Linked DNA regions of Mus musculus: all the other regions are linked to region 1. A link is a loop called in an ENCODE intact Hi-C map of the cell type or tissue named here. Cell type or tissue: heart. All regions are shown on one strand.

What was found. Peaks named below come from ENCODE experiments on the same cell type or tissue, not always from the same donor. Only the 100,000 strongest peaks of a DNase experiment are listed, where the experiment ranks them.
Region 2: it touches region 1 in a loop (4-fold over the local background); 3 of 42 quality-filtered maps call a loop at or near these places.
Region 3: it touches region 1 in a loop (8-fold over the local background); 3 of 42 quality-filtered maps call a loop at or near these places.

What each region holds. Positions count from the first base shown.
Region 1 is chr13:97,133,460-97,141,459 of GRCm38, forward strand. It overlaps Nsa2 (NSA2 ribosome biogenesis homolog), which reads right to left and starts at 4,467. Exons shown (of 6, transcript NM_021552.5): 1 at 4,296-4,467; 2 at 2,062-2,249; 3 at 1,835-1,985; 4 at 80-259. The coding sequence starts at 4,298. It overlaps Gfm2 (G elongation factor, mitochondrial 2), which reads left to right and starts at 4,478. Exons shown (of 21, transcript NM_177266.5): 1 at 4,478-4,600. In heart, no CTCF peak of the experiment used is centred here; a DNase peak (open chromatin) is centred at 4,452; H3K4me3 peaks cover 2,049 bases; H3K27ac peaks cover 1,257 bases.
Region 2 is chr13:96,390,432-96,398,431 of GRCm38, forward strand. Poc5 (POC5 centriolar protein) reads left to right here. Exons shown (of 13, transcript NM_026173.3): 3 at 1,157-1,244; 4 at 2,796-2,913; 5 at 4,061-4,138; 6 at 6,209-6,399. The coding sequence starts at 1,167. Among named protein-coding and RNA genes, the nearest start is that of Poc5, 6.1 kb to the left of the region's middle. In heart, no CTCF peak of the experiment used is centred here; no DNase peak of the experiment used is centred here.
Region 3 is chr13:97,202,449-97,210,448 of GRCm38, forward strand. No RefSeq gene overlaps it. Among named protein-coding and RNA genes, the nearest start is that of Hexb, 8.1 kb to the left of the region's middle. In heart, a CTCF peak has its summit at 3,113 (motif pointing left); a DNase peak (open chromatin) is centred at 2,783; H3K4me3 peaks cover 1,004 bases; H3K27ac peaks cover 622 bases.

The sequences.
Region 1 (8,000 bases):
ATTTCAGGGAACTGTAATATACTTTATCCAGCTTTACAAGGGGCTAACATTAGGTCATTGCACTCCTATAGAGACTTACCATGGGCCTAATGAACCTTTCATATTTCGGTGGTTTTCTTGTAAAGCCATCGCCAACAAAACAGACTTTAGTAACCATTCTCTTCCATGCCTTCTTTTTCCTTTTTCCTGTCCGAATAACTTTCAATACTTCTGTTTCTCCTTGGGCACGAACTTTGGGTAGAGGGACCTCCCATTTTCCCTAAAAGTGTAGGTTGATAATGTTAAAAAAAAAAAAAAAAAGAATAAGTCAAGTGTTTTTTGGTCATAAAAAATAAAAAAAAGATTCACTTTCCCATAACCATTCAACACACGTTTGTAGTTCAGCTGTTTTGGAGAAGTCCGTGCTGTGCCTTCATAATTTGCCATAATTGGCAAAACCCAGCTAAGTCTGGATGTCGTGGGCGCCTTAAATAAATGGTTTGGTTGACCTAGGATCTCTTCATACCTTGTTACAGACCAAAAATCTACACCATAAGGCAGTGACTTGTCACAAGCACATATAGTTACAAGCAGAACTCATTCCACTTCATCTCTTTGTATTTTTCCCTAAAACAGACTTTAAGACTGCTAGTAACATCATATGCTTTGTAGCGCCCCAGAATAAACAGACACATAAAACAAAAACAAAACCCCTAAGGCTATAGCAGTGTAAGGCAGTAGAAAGACTTCTGGACTAATATTACTAAGACATGGGTTCTAGGATGTACCACCACTTCACAATCCATTGCCACCAATAATGATTTATAACCCCCCGGGACCCTAGTCTCTTATCTGCAATCAGACTAATTCAACATATTCACTGAGTAGATATCCACTAGTGTCTTCAGTAGTAGTCAGACCATTATAATTAGGATATTTACAAATTGAAAAAAGATTTTAATACTGTGTATTTTCCAATTAGATTTCTTAATTCTACTCACAGGAAGTTAAAAATAATATTTATGAGGTCTTTCTGTATCGGGGCAGAATTTTAGTTAGTTTTGACAATAATTGTAAAAGGGTGTGTAAAATTCTACTGGAACCAAATTTGACACTGCAAGGCCAAAAAAAGTTGTGTTTTTCTCTATAATAGCACAGCATTAAGATTTTCAAATGTAAGTCATTAAGTACTGAACTTGTTTTTAATTAATTCTTAAATGAGAGATGTATGACACTCTAATGGCTTACAAGGACTCATGGAGACCAAGTTGGCCTCAAACTTGCTATGTAGCCAAGAATGACCTTAGACTTGTGATGCTCCTGCCTCCCGAGCCCCCGTGCTGGAGCTACAGCTAGGTGGGCTGACGTCCGTCAACTGAGCTCTATCCACCGCTCCCTCTGAGAGATTCTGTTCACACTTAAATTCTAAAATTCTTTCCACCAGGATACACCAACCTTGGCGATAAGACAGCAAGTTTCTATCAAACTAAATTTACAAAATTAGGCTGGAGATAGCTGCTAAGAGCACTTGCTGTTCTTTAGACCACTTGTGTTCAGGTCCCAACTCCCACACAGTAGCTCATTAGCAAATAATTTCAGTTCCAGGGGAACAGACATCCTCTTCTAGCCTTTGTTGGCACCGTGTGCTGTCATAAATACACATAGGCAAACACACATAAAAATAAGCAAGTCTTAAATCCTCATCAAAATAGAAATAAAAAGATTCACAAAAACATTCTAAGACTTTCAGTATCCCAATAATGGAACTAATAGTTGCCCTTAATGTTTCAAATTAAACTGGAGGCAAATCGTGACCCTCAAATTTAGATATTTCTCTCGTGAAAAAATTACTTACCGCCTTTTCTTTCCGTTTCTGCTTAATCATGTTAGAAAGGACTTTTGCTCTCGACTGGCCCTCTCTGTCCAGCAGATAGGCAGGGACTGCTCCCTGCGGCGTCTTCTCATCATCCTTCTGCTTGGTGTTTCTCTTCTCATGCATCTTAATACTACGAGAAAGCCCAGAGGTTCAGAATGTGCACAGTAATTATTACCCGAGTATGCTATGTAGATGGGCCCACTTACGTCTTTTTCATTTGTATTTTCTCGGCATGGCGCTGTTTATGGTAGAGCTTAGCCTTCAGGCCAATCATTTTTTTTGCCTTCTTTGAACGTTCATGGGCCTCCCGACCTTCTTTCTTTCTCTTTTTCTCATGGTAGTCCAAACGATATCCGTATCGTTTGCGGTGCAATTCAATATATTCATTTTGTGGCTGTAATAATTCAAGAAATGTTACTTTAATTTTTTCAAGTATTGACACGATTATTTTAAGATTTTTTTAAAGGATTTATTTATTTGTTTTATGTATGTGAATACACTGTAGCAGTACAGATGGTCGTGAGCCTTCAGGTGGTTGTTGGGAATTGAATTTTTAGGACCTCTACTTGCTCTGGGTCAGCCCCACTCGCTCAGTCCCTGCTCGCTCTGGCCCAAAGATTTATTCATTATTATACATAAGCATCAGAAGAAGGCATCAGATCTCATTACAGGTGGTCGTGAGCCACCATGCGGTTGCTGACATTTGAACTCAGGACCTTCAGAGGAGCAGTCAGTGCTCTTACCGCTGAGCCATCTTTCCAGCCCTATTCGAAGACTTTAATATGATGAAGTGAAATATATTTTTATCTTGGACAGTATTCATGTGCTTACACCTGCATGACTCTCAGGGAAAGCTACTATTTAATGAAGGTATTTATTCAAAATCTACTAAAAACATAAGATTACTACAGGATTTAATGCTTTTTTTTTTACTTTAGATAATAAGGTAAATTACTTTCAGGTCTTTTTAAATTAGAAAATGTTATTTTGCCGGGCAGTGGTGGCACACACCTTTAATCCCAGCACTTGGGAGGCAGAGGCAGGCGGATTTCTGAGTTGGAGGCCAGCCTGGTCTACAGAGTGAGTTCCAGGACAGCCAGGGCTACACAGAGAAACCCTGTCTCGAAAAACCAAAAAGAATGTTATTTTTCAATCGGACGTGGTGGCGCACGCCTTTAATCCCAGCACTCGGGAGGCAGAGGCAGGCGGATTTCTGAGTTCGAGGCCAGCCTGGTCTACAGAGTGAGTTCCAGGACAGCCAGAGCTAAAAGAGAAACCCTGTCTCGAAAAACCAAAAAAAAAAAAAAAAAAAAAGAATGTTATTTTTCTAAAACACAATTTACATAAAACAAGATTTGCCAATTTTAGTTGTGGGTGTGTAGTTGTAATTCCTGCCCAATCATAAATTTCTGTATCCATTATATTCAAGATGGCATATTGATTTTTCCACCCCAGAATGTTCCTTTGTGCTACTCTAAGGTCTTCTTTTCCCATCTTCAACCTTATATTTGTATGGTTTACTCTGCCCAGTGAGTAGAATCTACAGGACACACATCCTTTTGCATCTGGCTTTTTTTAACTAGAATATATCCATTTATGTCTACCAGCTCTTAAGTACTTTATAGCACTTGGCCATATCCCAGTGTGTGGATATAAACTCATTTCTTTATCCATTTACCATATGATGTATATCTGGACTGTTCATTTTTTTCCATTGGTGATTAGGAATAAAGTTGTAATAAATATAGATGAATTCAGACCTTTGCTTGGAAACTGTCTACTGCTGTGTTATCTTCCAAAGTTGGTGTATTATTTTGCATGTTGTCAGTACTATATGGGATCCCATTTGTGTTTTAAATTGTTTCATTGTTAACAATGAAACTGTAGTCAGCATCTAGTTAGATTTGAACCCTCAAAACCAACCAACCTAATAAACAAACAGGCACAAAACCCAGCTCAGAGATTAAAACTAGGTAACAAAACCCTTATGGGTGTTGTTTTCAACTGCTATCACATAAACTTTGCAGCAACTACAAAGAAGGTTTATGGCATTCCACTTTGAAGAGAAACATCCAGTATAATGAGAATGGCAGGTCTGGTAATTCATATATAAAGAGAATGTTTTGTTCCGCAACTCATTCGCTGTTTGGCTTTTTGCAAAGAATATAGTATACTGAGCATTAAAACGGTGTGATGCGACTATAAAGTTATTATCACAAGTCTCAACTGCATTCCATTAGGTTGGCACTGACGCCACGGTAGCAAGATCAGGACTTTTATAGTGAACTCTTGTCTCATCCCAAGATTTGTGTTCCGGGTCCAGAAGCTGCATCTCACGCCAAGGCATCTCAGTTCCGCCTACCACGGTCCTCTCTCCCCGACAGCCCAACCACGCTAACCCCAGGCCCTTCGTCGCCCGCGTCCGAGGAGGCCTCCTTACCATGATGACAGCCGCGGAGCACCGGTCCGCGACCTCCCGGGTCTCAAAAAACTCTTAATTTCTGGATGTCACTGGTCCACGAGCCTGCCTCGTTCAGCCCAGGACGGGAAAGGGTAGTCCTTTAAGAAGGCCGAGTGGAGCGCAAGCGCCGCACAGCAGTTCCGTGACGTCTTTCCGTTCCTAGGCAGATGGGCGGAAATTGACAGCAGGAGAATTTTAGCTGAGACGCCACCGGAACTGCTTAGAGGGCGGAAGGTGCTTATGGAGCTTTTGTAAGCTGGGAGATCCGCGGGTTCCTTCTGCGGGTATGAGGGTGTCTGAGGTGGTGGGATGTGGTACCGTGTTGCCGGTTCCTCTCTTACTCCCCGGCGGACACTAGCAGAACCAGCCAGGCGCCCTGTGCGTGCCGCGGTCTTGCTGGTCTGCCACTGCTGACCTCGTAGCTGCTACTGACAGCGGGTTCCAGACGAGCACTCCCCGGCCTCCGGGCCCCGTCTGCCGGGTCACGGACGTGTTGCTTCATCCATTATGGAGGGCGACTGATTTGTTAGTCTGTTTCTGTCTCTCCTGTTGCTAGCGGATGCACAATTGGTTGAGATATGTTATATGGAAAATAAAACTACTGGCCAGGCCAGGAAAGCAAAAGGTACTTGGTTTTTGTGGACGCCCAGGACTTTCCCCCTAAGCTCTTGAGAAATCCTGTGTAATTAAGGGCAGTTTTTACCTTTTAGAAATCTGTGTGGTTTTTCCACCTTATTATTATTATTTTTTTTTTAAGATTTATTTATTTATTATATGTAAGTACACTGTAGCTGTCTTCAGACACTCCAGAAGAGGGAGTCAGATATCGTGATCGGATGGTTGTGAGCCACCATGTGGTTGCTGGGATTTGAACTCCTGACCTTCGGAAGAGCAGTCGGGTGCTCTTACCCACTGAGCCATCTCACCAGCCCTTATTATTTTTTTTTTTAAATGTGTAGTGCGTACCTGGTGCCCTCCGAGGCCAGAACAGGGTGTTGAATCATAAAAGATGGTTGGGGGGGCTAGTGGTTGCTGGGAATTGAACCTGGTCCTCTAGAAGGGCAGCCAAACTTAACCTCTGAGCCATCTCGTCAGTCCCCAGTTTTATCCTTGTACTGTAGTCACAGAAGTTCACTAGCTCCAATTTGGAACTACCAAAATTGAAAAGTACATCTCAAGAAGCCCTAGCACTTGGAGTCAAGCTGTTGCTTTTTTTTTTTTTTTTAAACATCCCTTCCTTTTTTGATGTTTTCGAGATAGTGTTTCCCTGTGTAGAGCTGGCTGTCCTGGAACTTGCTTCGCAAACAAGACTGGCCTCAAACTCAACAAAGGTCCGCCTGCCTCTGCCTCCAGAGTGCTGAAATTAAAGATGTGCACCACAACCGCTGGGCTTCAAACTATCATTTAAGTCCCCATAGTATAATGTTTTTGTTTGTTTGTTTGTTTAAATCAGAGCTAGCGCTGATTAGCATTCGTGTATTTTCAGGTGCAGTAAATTACGCAATTTCTCAAGCTAGAGTATGCTCCCTCTTCCCACATTGACTCCCTTACCTACTTTAGTTTTTTTTTTAGTTTTAATTTCACAGTTTTAGTGAAGCCTCCCTTGACACCATAACTGCTCCATTTCCCTTCCTTTCTGCAACATCGATGACAGTAGGATGTTGTATATTTCAGCCCCTCCCCCTAGTAGCCCTTGAGTTGGCTAGAGTCTGTGTGAGCACAGTCGTTGTTGTTGTTCACTGCTTTAGTTCAAATACTCCAAAAGCAATTTTAGACACACTTTTTATTAAATATGTGGGTTTAATTCTCATTCAGACCTGTGCTGTCATAGATGAAAGACGGAAACTGAGATTTCTAGTGATGTATCCAAGATTTCAGAAGACCCGAGAGTCCAGCAGCAATCTTCTAGTAGTAAAACATAGATATATTTAAAGACTCATCCAGACAGGAAATAGATGTACTATAGGCGTTTGTCTCGATGGGTTTTCAGAGCACACGTATTTAATCAGCTTCCGGATTAAGAAATCCCTTTAGCTGAGTCTGATTCCTTCTCTCTCTCTCTTTTGTTTGTTTGTTTGTTTGTTTTTCGAGACAGGGTTTCTCTGTGTAGCCTTGGCTATCCTGGAACTCACTCTGTAGACCAGGCTTGCCTCAAACTCAGAAATCCGCCTGCCTCTGCCTCCCAAGTGCTGGGATTAAAGTCTCGCACTACCTGGCTTGATTCCTTCTCTTTTCCCAGCTGTCACTACAGTCACCCTCACACACACGGTATACATTCATAGGGACACATGTGCATAAAAAAGTTTTAAATCTTTTACAATTCCTTGTGCCTGAAATAAGCTTTGTAATAAAAATAAGATTAGCAGCTTGAGATCTTCCATTGAGCATAAAGAGGAGAAGCAAAAGTCGTAGTTAAAGGCTGTGTTAAGAACATTTTACCTAAGGCATACATCATACTTTTGCAGAAATGTTACATGTGATACAAATTCGAAATGAAGTGTGTTATTTCGGAGACATCAGTACATGATAAATATTGTATGTAGACAATACATTTGGGATACAATCTAGAAACATCATCTTTTAGGGAGGGAAGATAGAATTAGTACAACAGTAGGAACCTAATTTAAGGCCGTTTCCACTGGGTGCTGACAGATCCCCTTTTCTATGTTATGTCTCAGCAACATTGTTTTTCCTCAAGACAGGGTTTTTCTGTGTAGTCCTAACTATTCTGGAACTCACTCTGTAGGCCAGGTTGGCTTCCAACTCAGAAATCCGACTGCCTGTGCCTCCCAAGTGCTGGGATTAAAGGTGTGTGCCACCATGGCAGGCTGATTACAGTAACATCTTAAATTCTGCTTACATAGGAGTACATTTTATGACTGTTCTTATGTGTCACATCTTTTTTTAATGTATTAAACTATTAACATGACTAAGTGTATTTCATTTGTTTATTTGTTTGCTTGACTACCAGTGTGAAAACACATGCATTTGTGCATAGAAGTCAGAGGACAACTTATGACAGTTGGTTGTCTTCACCCTGTGTGTCCCAGGGATCAAGTCGAGATTGTCAAACTTGGCCGCAAGAGCCTTTACCTTTTAAGCCATCTTGGTGGCCTCAATCACGTAGTATGAAAATTCTGCATAACTGATTTAGCATTGCCTCCCGTGACCTAGGCAGATCATTTTCTCACACCTTTGACCTCGTACTTTACGTCCAGGGAAGACTTGGTAAATGTGGGTCTAAGGGCCTGCTGTGGTGCGGAGGTCAAACCCAGGCCCTTGACAGCGTAAGCAAAGGCTACCCCTCAGGCTTAGTAAGTGTTTGCAAAGTAAAGGCTTCTGTATTCACAGGCGCAGGCAGCTTGCTTTCATATAGCTTTTATGTATTTTATTTTCACATATTTATTGTTCAAAAATCAGAATAGATAAGTTTTGTTGTTGATGAGAAACTACCAAGTTTCGTGAGATATCTATCATACTTAATTCTAAATATTTACCTTAAGTATATTTCTGTGTAGTTTTTTTTTAATTTCAATAAATGTACTTTAATTATATCTTGAAGTTTTGTTTGGTTGGTTTGGTTTTTCTTTGAACTGAGTCTATGTATGTAGTCCAGGTGACCTAAAATTTGGCAACCCTCCACTCTCTGCTTCCCAAGTGCAGGGATTATAGGCATCTGCCAAA
Region 2 (8,000 bases), 740 kb before region 1:
ATGTTTAAGTGGTCATTGGTCATGAGCCCACATTGTCATCACCGTCGCACAGCTGCCTCAGAGCCACACCTCAGAGCCCTTGCCAAGGCTGCATTCTGGTTTAAGGACCTCATTTTGTCTCCCAGGTTGATACTTAAAAGAACCCTTACTGCTTGGATTCCTACAGCTGGCTCTCGATTGGACTCTATAGTTTTAGAATCCAAATCTGTCCTAAAGCTGCCAGAGTAGTATTTCTTTTTTAAAATGTGATTTTTTGAAAAGCGCAGTGTTCAGAGAGGTAGCTCTGCAGTAAGAGTCTAGCCCCTGACTTGCATAGCTGCAGTGCATTCAACCCTCACCATTGTAAATATGAATAAATAAAAAACAAGGTTGGCCACATCCGTTGTTTCAGACATTTAATGTCTTATGTAAAGATTCAGCCTTTTAATATGAAAGGTTATAATTGTAACTATGCCTTCTTATTTGATTTGTATTCAGCCTAACCAAGCACCCTGATTCTTTTTCACGTACATGCTATGCCTCTGTGCCTTGGCTTACACAGCTCTCCTTTTATCTTGAGTCTGTCTCTCAGGTCTCAGTACTGGGGCCATGCTGCCTGACTTACTGGTGTTCAGAGAGTTTGAATAGTTACTATTTGCCTTTTAACTTGCGCACCCCCATTGCAATAGTTTTCTTTAGTTAAGACATGGAATGATTTCTCTGTGTGTGTCTCAGTATGTTGTAATGTATGAAGTTAATTTTCTTACAGTAATATTCCCCAGATGTAAGTATCTCAGCAAGGGAATTGACTCAAACTCTTGGGCTGTCTTACTCCAGAATGTCACAGGAAAGTATTTGGTCTCTGGGATGTCACCTAAGGCTGAAGAATGGTGACCACAGGCTCTTTCCTGAGAAACTCTGCAGGAAATGGTTCTGAAGCAGTTTTCTTCAGTCCTTTGTGTATTTAGCACATCTCTTAGGGTATTATAGAAACACAAATGTTTGAAGTAAGTCCCTTCTTTGGCCCTAGGATTTTTGCTGAACATGTCAAGTGGGTGATTTCTTTTAAATGACACGAACAATATTTGCAAGTTAAAGCACTGTTGCACTCCATGTATTTAAAAGCTTTGGTGTAAATATTAGGAGAGAACTGAAGCTAACTTGTGCTGTTTTACAGTGTTTGCAGAATGTCATCTGATGAGGACAAGTGTTCACTTCATGTGGCTCACAATGACTCTGACCGTTCTGTCTCCACAGACCTTCAGGTAGGAAGACATCTAAAGTTATTGTGACTTTAAAAACTTAGAAAACGCTGTGTAATGGTGCAGCCTTTAATCCCAGCACTCAGGAGGCAGAGGCAGAGAGATCTCTGAGTTTAAGGCCAGCAGGTTTCACATAGAGAGAGCCAAGACAGTCAGGGCTACAGAGGCCACATTCCCCCCAAAATTTAAACAAAGTATTAATTTATGGCAAAACCAGAAGTGCATTTTTCATTTACTCATTCCCTTCACAGTGAAGTGTTCGTGTTTACAATATTATCAACTCTCAACTAATTTGGGGAGTATATTGCTTTAAGTTTTCAGAAAATAGGCATGAACTGTTCAAAAGCATTTTCTGCAAAGGCTTTAGCACAGTGAAAAATAAAATTCAGAATTTCGGAACATTATGTGAAATGTTCTCATTTAACTGCCTCTGCCAAATGCTTTCATCCTTAATGAAAAGTAACAGAATGTCAGCCATCTGAGATTCTAGGGTCCAAGGCTCACTAATGCTCTGTGTAGTAAGGTTCTTGTTATGACCACTATACTTGCCATAATCTACATTTGGCATAACTACTGCATTGGCATAATCTCCTACCTTGAACCTGGGCTGTGACTGATGAGTTAGGAGAAATGCTTAGGAAAGAGTGTGTTATTTACATGGGATCTTAAAATCCCACAAGCTGTGCTTTCTTACTGCCTCAGCTGCAGGGCGGTGGAAGAAGTAGATGACCATTTGCCCAGGTCCAACCCTGGGGCTTATTCATTTACATAAAAAAGGAGAAATAGGTGCTCATAGTCAGTTAGCAAAGGCTACTGCTGGAGACTTGGAATTCCGTACATTATTTTATTAGGGTCAACTCCCATCTAGGTTTACACAGACCAATGAATACCTTGTATCTTATCCCAGTGTATCCTGTCAAGTTAAGGTTGCCCTTTTTCTTAATAACTGAAAAATTTGGATTTTCCTTTATTTTAACAACCAGGTATGATTTAGAAAAAATTTTAATTTAAGACTATATCAACCTTTTTAAAGAATTATAATTTCTTCTGTCAATATGAAAACTAAACATTATGATAAGCTACATAAATTTTTTTCCAAACACAGACTTTTACTTTGTATCTTCAGCCCAGGCTAGCTTCAAACTCCTGATCCTCTTCTCACCACTGCTCCGTGCTACAACTACATAGATGCTTGCACACACCTGCCACACTTCCTAAATACTAGGAAACAGGTTAAAACTCGGGCTTATTGCCTTGAAGGGGCATCACTTGTATCATCTTTAGTTAAATTGATAGAGAATGTAAGAAAGAAGAGATAGAAAAAAGTGTTATATTGAATCACCAACACTTCCCCATTAAATTTTTAATTATAAATGTCAACGTCATGCCAGAGCACTCAAAGGACTCAAGCTAAGCAAAAGGGCTAAGCTTTCCTGTATTGTGGTAAGTATATGACTATTATGTGGTTACATAGACTTCTTAACACAACAAAATGAACGTTTGAATGCAACATTATAGCTGCTGTAATACATCGCTGTTCTTGGCTTCTCATAGGAGGAGTATGAAGAGCTGCTTCGCTATGCTATTGTGAATCCAAATGTTGAATGCAGTGCTTCGCAGCCATCTCACCTTAGAGGAGAAGTGGCACCGGATAGATTCCCTACGCTAGCTGGTATGCCTCACCAACCCGGTTATATGCAGTTGTCAAGATGCCACTTAAGATCCTGAGTCTGTTGGTGATGCTGGCTTGACTGTGGAACTGCCCCTGACCATCACTGGGCTCTTCTCAGTCCACAGTGTAAAGCAGTGTGATGCGGGCCTGCCTTGCGCTTTACTGCCATTCCCGGCTCTTTTGACGGTTGGACTTTAATTGAAACTGCAGTTGACTTTTAACTTCATGAAAAGTCATAAAATCAGAGCAGCACAATAGTGATTATCTCTTTCCCCGGGCTCTGGAAATCCTGTACTCGAATCCTCAAGCTTACATGGCAAGCACTTTGCTGGGACTTCTCTTCCCAGCCCTTGCCTGTTTATATTCATCAGTCCGCAGCACTTTAGTTTGTTCAGAAGGAATTGTCATTAAGGTACTCAATGTAGAGCCTGGCAGTGGTGCTGCACACCTTTAATCATAGGATAGATAAATATGCACGTATGTTATAGATATAGAGCTACCATGTGACCCAGCTGTCCTCCCTAGACACACACTCAGGGACACGAGAGCTGGCATAAAATACCTGCACGTCCATGTTCATTGCAGCATAGACCCAGTCCAGTCGCCCTGTAGTGGATGAGTGGGTAATCGTCCATGGAATCATCAAGTGAAGCAGAGCAAAGCAGGCTTGGGAAGACAGGCAGTGCAGCTTCTTCCAGTGTGTGGGATACAGATTTTTTTTAAATGTATTTAAGACACAAAAGTAGAAGAGGTACTATTTAAATGGAAAAGGACCCAGAGGTGCAAGGAAAACAGAATAAGAAAGGGTTAGTATGTTATCTGCATACATGAATATGTCGCAATAAAACCATTGTACACGTAGTACGTACACATGTATTCTTTTAAGAGGTTTAATTTTAAAAACTTGGGGCGGGGGAGCTGAACAGATGGCTCAACAGTTAAGAGCACTGACTGCTCTTCCAGAGGTCCTGAGTTCAATTCCCAGCAACCACATGGAGGCTCACAACCATCTGTAATGAGAGCTGATGCCCTCCTCTGGTGTGTCTGAAGACAGTTACAGTGTACTCACATATATTAAATAAATAAAATCTTTAAACAAACAAACAAAAAAACATAAAAACAACTCTTTTTTTTTTTTTTTGGACAGGAAATAACCCTGTAAGAGACACTGAACTGGAAGTGGGAAAAGGATCCGATTTAAATATTTCAAGCCATTCAAAATCAGGTAGGATGACTTTTCCTTAGTTTTTTTATGAATTACAGTGTATTAGCAAGAATAAGTCACCATATTACTTAGCCAGACTTTTAAAATGCTATTGCTGCTAGCTTAAGTGATAATATTAAAAACAATTCACAACATTCCAAAATCATGCAGCTAAGATCATAATTACAGCGCATGACATCCTTTACAATGCCTTTAGAAAGAAGATGTCTTAATAAAGATTTAGCGAGATATTAGTTAGTTCAGCCAATTAATAAGTCCTTCATAAGCAATGTACTGCTCCCCAGCATTCAGGCGTATGTATCTACCAATGTAATGATCTATGTCTCTATGTCATATACTTATAGTGATAAGATACGTAATGATATAATGACCTGTGTCATATATTTAAAGTGAGAAAATGTTCATTTTTAGCTTGAAATTATTTTAAACTAATCATTGATACTGACTATAACATAAAAGCAATGTATCCTTCTTACAGTTAGGGAGCAATGGCAAAGGTGACTAATGGAAATACGGCTGCTAACTACTCTCTATTGTTGCAGTCCTGTTGAGTCAGAGATGTGCAGAGAGAGGCTGGTGGGGAGGAGGGGAGGTTGAAGCTTACTAGAACCAGCTTCAGGCTTTTTACTTTACATGTATAAATGTAAACAATGGAAATGGGGCACTTCCCTTGCTCTACAGCGTGGCATTATTAATGCGGAACCATTTAAGTCACTTTGTAAGAAATGCCTGCCTTTGTTTCTTCACTTGAAAGAATCTTGGGCAATATTATTTTTGCAGATGGTCTTTCAAGCCCTTAAGTCATATGACTCTATTTTGTAAATGGTGAATATGTATATTTTTTCTCAGCAATAAAACCACAGAGCCTTTTGGACAAGGTGCCATGTGTTTGTATTCCTACCAGGATGCTAAGACAAGAGGATAGCCAGGTTTACACCAACCTGCACTACATAGGCCCTATCTCAGAAAAACAGAGCAGGGAAGCAGAGCCTTCTGACTCTCTACTCAGTAGAGCCCAGTGAAAGAATACGAGTACACTTGCTCTTTCTGCCTTGCTCCTTGGGTTCTTTGATTATCTTCAGACTGTGTAGGTGATATCTCACGTATGACCATCCCACACTCTATTTATTGCATAGCAAATGCACAATTTAGGGAATAATTTTCCTTCTTGCAAGGAGTTCTAGAAAGATTTGCTTTTATGTAACAAGTTCTGTAGAACTTCTGTCCTTGCTTCATTCTTCAAGAACAAGAGACAAGCCACCACTCTTGGTTATTAGAATCATCATAGTTAAGGTGGGATTCACCAGAAATGGTAACGGATGATGTCTAATTCCAGTAATCTGTGATGGAATATTGGCTCTTCTAGTTATGCTTTTTAAAGATAGAGGCCAGTTGTCTTTCTGGCTCTGGCTCTCTGCACCTCACTGAGTAATGGCAAGTGATAGTTGTGTATATGTGCACATGCATATAGATTACTGTACAGATTTTTCATCTATATGTTGGAGGCTAACAGCATATCTAGTAAACTAAATAACTAGCCCTTTTATATTGTCAAGTTCTAGCAATGTTAAGGGCAGGACCAACATTGAAAATAAACAAGAGTGATCTATAGACAACTGCCTCACCATGGTCAATCAATGCTCAGAGCCTCAGTGTTCTCCTTATGGTTGAGAAAATACCTACCTCTTAGGTATTTTCATGTTGAGAGCTAACCCTGAAATATAAAAGGCATTTTGTTAATGTGAATGTGACAGTGTGGCTGATCACACTCAGTTCGGGCTGGACCAGGATGTATGACACATCCGTGTTTGCCATAGGAGTTGTTTGTGAAAGATGGAAGGGGTGTAGAAGGCATCCTATGCCTGTCAACCCGTAATCAGTGACAGCACTGATATCCAAATGCCCATGCTGAAGTATGTATACCTCAAGAGTAATTTCTCTGTGTTTTTTTCTTGGTCTCCAGAGTTGACATTATACATTACTTCTAACATAATCTTTTGACATTACTCTGCCAGTTAGACAACTTCCATCTGACCTGACGCCTATTTGATTGCTGTGCTTTTCTTGTAGGGTCACCCAGGAAGCCATCTCACCCAGTCATGGACTTTTTCAGCTCACATGTTTTAGGTGACTCTTCCTCGCCAGCCTCTCTTTCTACTCGGACAGATGCCCATGAAATAAATGGGGGGGAGCATCTCGTCTCTGATGAAAATTTTCAGAAGTTGGAGAATATACTTGATATCTGGAGTTCAGGTCTTAAGGTATTATAGCTCTTAGTTGCAGTTGCTTTATATTCTGACACCTGAGCCTCGTCTCTCTGTTTGCCTGCCTTTTACTTCCTCCTCCTCCTTTCCTTCCTTCCTTCCTTTCTTTCTTAATGTTTTCTAGTAAACAAAAACCTAAACAACAACAACCCAAAAAAACCCTAAACCTTTGGATTCCTGGGATGATCAATCTTAGATTTATGTCTTTCAATCTTGAATGCATATATGAGCTGCCTCAGTGTCTTGTTAAACTGTGGCTTGGTACTCAGTATGTTTTAGTAGGGCCTACAATTACGTATTTGCTACACACGTAGGTAATATTACAGTTGCAAGGTTTACAGAGTTGCTAGGATACTGTATGTCCCACCACATTCTCATGCGTTTTAAAGAGCATCCTGCATCCTGATAGCCTATAGCAATGACTGACATTGCTGCAGTCTCTTTAGAGCCTAGTGAGGACATAGGGGCTTAGGAGGGTCACACACCTGGAATCCCAGTTGTCTGGGAAGCTGGGATGGGAGGACCTTTTGTATATGTACTTTACTGATATATATTAATTTTATAGCAGCCACAATATATGTCTGATGAATCTATAAAACTTTTTGTTTGGTGATGCTAATACCTACCAATAATCAGCATTACAGAAATGTCACTATTAAAACACAGTATTAAAACATGATTTTTGCTGATATTTTAATGGAACAGGCTGGAGAGGTGTTCAGTGGCTAACAGCAAGAATGCTGTTGCAGAGGACTGGAGTTCTGCTCCCAGCACCATGTCAGTGGGCCACAGCCTCTGGTCTCATGTTCACATACCCAAACAGAGACTTACATGTCATTGAAATCAAATAAATATGATTAAAGTGATATGATTTAACTCTTCTAAAAACTGAGAAAATGAACTTTTCCAAAGCACGTAGTTATACATTTATATCCATGGAAAATGACAATCATATGAATTCTGTGACATGGTTTCCTGTTGTTTGAAGCTATAACTCTGAAAATACTCTGGCAGCAGAATCTACCATCCTCCCCTGGATGTCACGCTGTGATAATAGCAGAAACTATAGCAGGATTGTGCAGCAGCCATTAACCTCGTCTGTGCTGAGTTAAGCATGTTTGTTATTGAGGGTTTTGCTGTTCCTAGATGACTGGCGATTCCTTGTCCTTTGACTCCTGCCAGTCAGTAGCACTAAAGGGCTTAGCTAACACGTTGTTGTAAGACAAGCACTGCAATAACTTGGTTTGGAGGAAACTTCCGTTTCATGGTTTCAACTCCCACTCTAAGTCTTTCAACCGTCGGCCTCAGCTTAGCCCTTATCACTCTATTTCTCCACCTGATCCATTTTTATTTGAATTTCTTTTGAGGTTTTTTTTTTTGTTTTTTTTTTTTTTTTTACATGTAGGGATGTTTAGCCTCGGTGTACAACAGTGCATCACATGCTTTCAGTGCCTGGGAGGCCAGGAGAGGGTATCGGATCTCTTATGACTAGTGTTGTAGATGCCAGCCACCATGTGAGTGTTAGGGATTGCACCCAGGTCCTCTAGAAGAGCGGTGCTCTTAACCGCTGAGCTGTCTCTGCAGAACCACCGCATGTG
Region 3 (8,000 bases), 69 kb after region 1:
GGTTTTTTTCTTTGTTTTGTTTTAATGTAAATGGTGCTTGCTTACATTTCTTCTGGCTGTGAGGTGGCCCAGTGGAATGAATTTTGTCAATATTATCATTGATTTAATATCTGGTGTGACGCACAAGGACATGCTCACAGGCCTGCTATCACTGAAGATACCAGCTTCAGAATTGCCAGCACCAACAATCAGGACATCATGCGTAGCCCTAAAAGCATGTGTCTATGAGGATGCTGCTTTTAATAACGTCTCTGTCCTGGAACATTACTGATTATCACATAGTATTTGTGAGTCTCAAGTTTCCACAGGGAGGTGTCATCAGGGAGACCATGCTCACACCAGAGGTCCAGGCATACTTGAAGGTGCTCATACCCTCATACCATCTCAGCCTCCTCAGGATTCTCAGTGGTTCTTTTGTGGCTCCCACCACACTTCAAGAAGAGACAGCCAAGTTGGTGACTTGTGGGAGTCCATGTACCAGTGATGTGTTCTGACGATAAACCCGTTGCCAAAATTGACACCCAAGTTGACGCCCAAGTCTTCCAGGCTATTTTACTTGAGTCTTTCTCACGTTCATTAAACATCTTTAGGACTTCCATTGTTTCTGTAAAAGCTGTGATTGAGATGGGTTCTCTTCTTCCCCAGGGTGATACTTTTTTTTGTTGCTATGATACAACATCATGACTGTCCAAGACAGCTTCCAGGGCAGTTTATCGTGGTCTATGGTTCCGAGGGAGAGTTGGCTGAGTAGGATTGAGGAGCAAGGCATGGTAGCAAGGGGTCAGAGCAGGAAGCTGCGAGGTCATATTTCCAATGACAATCACAAAGCAGAGGGGATGAAAGGGAAGTGGAAGAGGCTTTGAACTCCTGAAGCAGCACGCCTCTGGTGACATACTTCCTCCAGCAAGGCCACACCACCCAGGTCTCCCCAAAACACCACCAATTTGGGGTCAAGTGTTCAAATACTTGAGCTTACAAGGGGCACTCCTCTTTCAAGCCACACTACCTATTGTTTCTCCCTAGAACCCCAGGTTAGCGCAGTGGGGTCTTAGGTGTTGGTCTGTGTTTTGCTGCTTGCCCTACCAGGCCAACCCATCCATCTCTGACAGAAATACAGTCGCTAAGGTGGTCTGTAAAATGCAAATGAGGAGATCCTTTTAGTTCCGTGTTTAATGTGCGTCAGTGGATGCTGCCTCCCAGGACCTAGGATAAAACACAGAATCCTGATCCTCTCCACAGTGTGGCCCATCTTGGTGTTCGCTGGTCTCTTCCACCTCCCTTTTCTCCTTCTTTAGTGCTTTGTCCTTGGTGCCCTGGCCTCTGGCCTGCATCCACTGAGCTTTTTGCTCCCTCACAGCCTGACCCGTGTTGTCACCAAAACAGGGAAGTCAAGGAGCAGAGGCCACTGAGAGAAGTAGAGGCTATTGCTGTTCTGTGCTGAGCAGTTGACATGTACACACTTGTGCAGGGTATCTGATCATACTGCGAATCCCCAAGATGGTGTTATTTACTGGAAAAACCTGTTTTTAGTTGTGTGGCTCAGCCCTAGTACACACCTTTAGTCCAAGAGCTTGCTGTCTGTTGTAAACAGGATTCGGGTCAATCATACCATAGGTCAAAAGGCGAAACCAGTAACCAGTTGACAGGGAATGAACACAGGAAAAAGCCATCGAGGAAGAGGAATTCAGGAGGGCGGGCCGATAGAAAGACTCACAGGAAGTGGAAGGGAGGGACATTCAGTTTGAAGGGGTTTTGAGATGCTGTGGAGGAGAGCCTTCTTTTTGGGATGTCAGCTGTGGAGGAAGATCAACTGGGCGCTTTCTCTGCCTCTGAGCCTCTCTCAGGCTTTTACCACAGCATCCAGCTCCCTAGTCGAGATTGGTAAAGTCACATGATTGAGATTTTATTAGAAACAACACGTACTTAAGAAGACTCCTTCCTTAGCCAAAGTTCTGTGAGGTTCCAGTATGCCTTATGGACTTGACCTCAGCTGTGGTCCCTATTCTACCTGGATCTGAATAGAAATTCGGTCAGATACCAAGAATTCTGGCAAGTCTGATGAGCAGAGTCCTCATGCTTGATACCGGTTCCTTTTCCCAAACTTTGGTCTCTGGTCACCTTGGTCTGCCTTCCACCGGGTTTTTAAGTTGGCTTCTGAAGAGTCCTTGAGGGACTCGGTCATTTTTCATCTCTGTCTCCCTTCCGGTATCTGGTATCCTAGCTATTTTTGTGCCAGTCTTTTTCTTCTATTGCAGTAACCTTGACACTTGACACTTGAGCCTGGGAATTGTAATTCCATGCTTCTGCGCCGATGGGAAAGCGAGGTGGGTGGCGATTGAGTGACCCACTTTTATTTTTTGGGTAGTCCCGAATAAAGTCTTCCTGTTAGTTTAGCAAATGTCAAAATAACCATTTTTCTTTAATTCAATTGAGGCAATGTTTGTGGTCGGTTGACCTTAAAGAGGGAAAGACAGAGTGGAATTTGGAGATCTTGCCAAATGCCTAATGTATCAGCATCCATGGCTTAGTTACAGAAGACAGAATTTACTATAGCTATTTTAGAAACAAATTCACTGTGGGGAACTGAGTGGCTCATAGAATCCTCACTAGGGCTGAAGAAATTGACTCGGATTACGTCAGCCTGGTTCCAATCTGGACCCACAGAAGGGAAACTCTATTTTGTCTCTGTCTTCTGAGTTCAAGATTCACGGAATCACAGGGGATGGACACCTTAACACCCTAGCAGCAAAGGAGCCTGGGAAATGTAGTTCCACGCTTCCGTGCCGATGGGAAAGCAAAGTGGGTGTCGATTGAGTGAACCAATAAACTGAGATAACTAGACAGCAAGGAACTAGGCGGGGCGGTTGCTAGCTTTCTGCCTGTGAGGAAAAGCTGTGTCAAGGCACAGCCATAGAGATCTGGAAATATTTGTGAATCCTGTCTGCAGTTATGAAACCCAATTAGCTCTTTCTGACACAGGTTTGCTAAACCGGGTCATCTCCCTCAGGGCAAAGAAAGGGTTTAGAGTTAAAACTACCCTGGCGATTGCCAAGCGTTCCCTCAGTTTTTAAAAACTAGACACAAAACCATTCCCACTTTTGTTTCTGCTCCGCAGCACCCTCTGGTGGAAATCTGCTCTCATGTTTGCCAACACTCCACTTTGATCTATTGAGAGGCGCGTTTATGTGCAACTCGGATATTTGATCAGAGCCTACCTAGACCGAGATGCTGCAAAATGAAACCTCGGTCCCCAAGAACCAAGTAAGCAAAACAACAATGCAAACAAGCCTCAAAACACACATTGAACTTTGAAAGCTTCTCAAACTAAAACCTCCAGACTGGGGACAGAGGTCATGTTGGTGACTGATTTCTGCCGTCTCTCCTGAAAATGTTCCTCTTTGCCCCTTTCTCACCCTCACAGCCTAAGTATGACTCTAAGGAGGAAGCTGAACTGGGGAATCAGACCTGTAACTGCAAAAGGACTTAACTGAGGGTGTCAACAGACAAGGGATTGTAATAGAACATCAGGTAAATAGAAATGGAGCCACAGGGTAGCTATCACTCCAGCACACCTATCGTCCCTGTCCGACACAAGAGGTCTACAAAGAGGTCCAAGTCTGTATTCTTGGGCAGAATGACACTCTTAGGTTTAGAGTTGAATTTTAAGGTTAGGAACCCTCAATTCTGTTCTTGCTGGAGGCCTTCAGCAAGATCCATTGTACCAGAGGTGGGGTGTCTGCAAGCGTGAGGCTGGATCTGGTGCAGAGGCTTAAGGGTCACATCTCATTAGCCTGGGAAGGCCCAGGTTGAAGGCTGAGGTTCAGTGGGCATTGGGGACAAGAAGACTCTGTGTGTGTGTGTGTGTGTGTGTGTGTGTATGCAGAACAAGAAAGCTGGAGACTCCAGAAGAGCTTGGAAGAGAAACAGCTTTCTTTTGTTGACAGCACGCTGGCTAGTCAAGGGAGCTGCACAACTGGTTCACTCTGAGAAAGAATACTATTCTGGTAGGTCTTATTGCCAACGTGTCACAGTCAGAGTCACCTGGGGGGTGGGGTGGGGGGACCTCAATTGAAGAGTTAGTTGCCTCAGTGAGATTGACCTGTAGTCCTGTCTGTAAGGGATTGTCTTCAATAGACTTGTGAGGGAGGTCCAAGACCACTGTGGGTGGTACCATTCCTAGGCAAGTGGTCCTAGGCTGAATAGAAAGTTAGAGGGGAGGGAGGGAGGGACTGAGGGAGGGGGGAAGAGAGGGAGGAGAAAGGCAAAGAGAGACAGAGACAAACAGAAGAGAGATAAAGATAGACAGAGACAGGCAGACAGACATGCAGACAGACAGAGACAAAGAGAGAACCAGAGAAGAGTAAGTCGTGTTCCTCTATGGTCTCTGTGATTTTGGTTCCGTTCCTGCTCCGACTTTCCTCAACAGAGAACTGAAACACAAAAGTCTAGTCTAAAATTAAATCCTTTTCTCTTCAAGTTGGATTTCGTTAGCCTGTCATCTCAGTAGCAGAAAACAAACTAAAGCAGCCCCTTACCTTGATAGGGTCTGAAATGATCTCATAGGCAAGCCTCCAGATGCACTTCTGAGGGATTGCGTGAACTGACTGACTGGCTAGGATTTCAGTACTGTGGAGAGACTGGGATGTTGTGGTCCAAAGAGACCTTATCTTGGGCTAGTTCTGATCTTCCAGAACAGACATTGGTCACTCACCTCTGGGTCAGAACTAACACCTTGTGACTAACTGACCAAAAACCTTTGGGAATCTATTAGCTTAGCAGATTCACCTCCACCAACCCAAAACTCAGACGGCATCTTGGGCCTCTAGAAAAGCGTCCTCCATCTTGCAATGCCTGCCTCTTTGATGTACTCACCAGTGTGGTGACTGCTTCCACAATGGTACATGGAATTTGGGGTAACCTAATTCTGTGTTCCCGGGGCCATGATCACTCAAAATGACTCCAGAATAAACTCTTATTCCCTTCAAGATGAGAGCTTTGGGTTTGTGCCAACAGTTATCTTGACTAGGTTAGACTCTGGCCAAGCCTGTGGCGGATTATCTGGATTAAATGCATTGAGGTGTTAAGATCCACAGGAAAGTCTCCTGGACTGCATGAAAATAGGAAGCACACAGAACTGGAGCCTCTTTGTTCTCTTTTGATACACTGTGACCTGTGCCTTCAAGCTCCTAAGTCCTTGACTTTGGGTGGGGCCATGACCGCTCCTGGGTACGGTTGAGGAGGTTTTACAGTAGCCAGGAGGGAGAAAACAGCCAGGAGCACTTCAAGGCTCCAGATTGAACTGGGCCATGAGAGAAAAAGGGAGAGAAATCAAGAGGTGGAAATGAGAGCAGGGGTAGGGGGCGAGTGGACCAAGAGAGACGCAGAAGCAGAGCCAACCAGGAGCCAGGAGACCAAGAGAACATGTAGCCAAAATAGCTGTTATATAGGGACCAGAAACTGGAGGAAGAGAAACCCAGGAGAGAGTGGAGGGTGGAGGGTGGGGTAAGAAGTGCTGGGAGGAGCCTCGGGCCCTGAGTGAGACTTCTCTGGGGTTTCTTTGGGATCTAACAGGCTGACCCTACAATTGCCAGACAAAGCGCATTTTATCCCAGCCACAGGAAAGTAAATAAGACAAGCACAATAGTAAGTGCCACAGACTGTGGCAATGCCAAAGATGCCTGTCCTGAGTGCCTGTGACCATTCACCCCATCAGGAGTCTAGAGGAGGCTGGAACTAGATAGCACCTGAGAGCCAGCGTTACCTACACCGGGAGAGGGCGGAGCCTAGACAGGACAGAAACCTCTCACCAGCTAGAGTCCCAGCGTGTGTCAAAGAAGCAGGCAGAGCCTACAAGAAAGAGTTACCACTTCCTGTTTTCTACCAAGAGGACTCTGTGAGAACAAGAAACTATTTCCTCGCAGGCACCAAGGATTCCTTTTTAGAAGGTGTTTGATTTCAGACCTGGCCTCCAGGTTCTCCCAGCATCCCGCGGTTCCTACCTGGTGTAGCCTGCCTGCAACCCTGAAGTTTCTAGCACAGAGGCTGGGCTTCCCACAGAGACTCTTCCTTATATAATCCAGACATTTCAGCCTTTTTCTTTCCCTCTCTTCTCTCTGCATTCTTTCTGTCATTCTCTTCCCCAGACCTCCCCTCTGTCTGCCTATGGTGACTTCCCTGGCCTTGGGACCAGTGAAATCTCCTAAGAGCAGCTTCCTAATAAACCTGCTTAAATCTAATCTAATCTGGCCTGAAGTGGCTCATTTCACCAGCAGAGAAATAACTGTCAGAAGAAAGATGGAGATGGGCCGAGAAGGACTTCATTTATGGAAGCTCACCCTGCCAGGCTCACCATGGTAACTGTGAAAATATTACCAGGTTTGAATTCTGGCCCAGGTCTAACAGATAAGAACCAGCAGGGGTGAGGCAGAGACATTTTGGAGTTTTATGTCGTAGTTTTGCTTTAAATACGTTTTTACTGAGTGTAGTTGTCACACAACAAACTACTTCTATTTGAAGTACACTGTGTGGCTATGTTTGAATAGTCAAATAGGTTAATGGGCATACCCACACCCAAGCTTTTCTTTCTTTCTTTCTTTCTTTCTTTCTTTCTTTCTTTCTTTCTTTCTTTCTTTCTGTCTCTCTCTCTCTCTCTCTCTCTCTCTCTCTCTCTTTCTTCTTTTCTTTTCTTTTTTTTTTTTTAAAGATGGGGTTTCTCTGTGTAACCCTGACTGTCCTGGAACTTACTCTGTAGACCAGGCTGGCCTCGAACTCAGAAATCTGCCTGCCTCTGCCTCCTAAGTGCTGGGAGTAAAGGCATGTGCCACCACTGCCTGGCCAAATTTTTCTTCAGACTCGTCTTTTAAAAACAAAAACAAGGGGCTGGTGAGATGGCTCAGTGGGTAAGAGTATCCGACTGCTCTTCCGAAGGTCCGGAGTTCAAATCCCAGCAACCACATGGTGGCTCACAACCATCCGTGATGGAATCTGATGCCCTCTTCTGGAGTGTCTGAAGACAGCTACAATGTACTTACATATCATAAGTAAATAAATCTTTAAAAAAAAACCCAAAACAAAACAAAACCCCACCAATGTATATGTGTGTGGTATATGTGCATGTATGTGCATGTGTGTGGAAGCCGGATGTCTTCCTCAATTGTTCTCCACCTTATATTTTTGGTTGTCTCTGAGACAGGGTTGTCTGTGGATGACTCCTGACCATCTTACCTCCACTTCCTAAGGTTTAGGCTTACAGGTATGAGCTATCAGGCCTGTTACACACACACACACACACACACACACACACACACACACACACACACACACTTTTATTTCTTGAAACAGTCCCACTGAATGTGGAGTTCATGTACTGGCTTGACTGGCTAACCAGGAATCCCCCCGCACCCCCCAAGTTCCTCCTGTTTCTGCCTTCCCAGTGCTGGGTTTATAAAATGCATGCTCTCATGCCTGCCCTTTCACAGGGCACTGGGGATGGAGCTAAGATACTTGTTCAGGCACAGTACCAACTCTCCATCTTCAGACTCTTATCTGTCTCTGCCTCCCATCGTTCTGTGTGCTTTCTGCCCCCACCACTCCCACCCCTTCCATCCAAACAACCGTAGGTTAGGGGGCATCTTCTAGAATTGTATAGAAATATAACCATACAGCGTGTCCTCACTTGGGGTCTGGCTCTTTCACTGGGCATACTTGGGACCTGTCCACTCTGTCCCATGTCTCAGGAGCACACTCTGGTTTGTGTACTGAGTAGCATTTCCGTATACAGACTATTCTGATGCATCAGTAATTTGCCCATTTCCAAGTGTGAAGTGGAAACTTAAGGGTTCTTTGGAGACTCAGTTGTGTTAGATGGCGTTCTGCTGGGGCAAACACGTGAAGGAGTGTTTTCCTGCAGCACATACAGGTGAAAGGCTAAGGCTGACTCGTGAAAGAATCTTTGGCTGAAGCAGATACAGGTGAAAGGCTAAGGCTGACTCGTGAAAGAA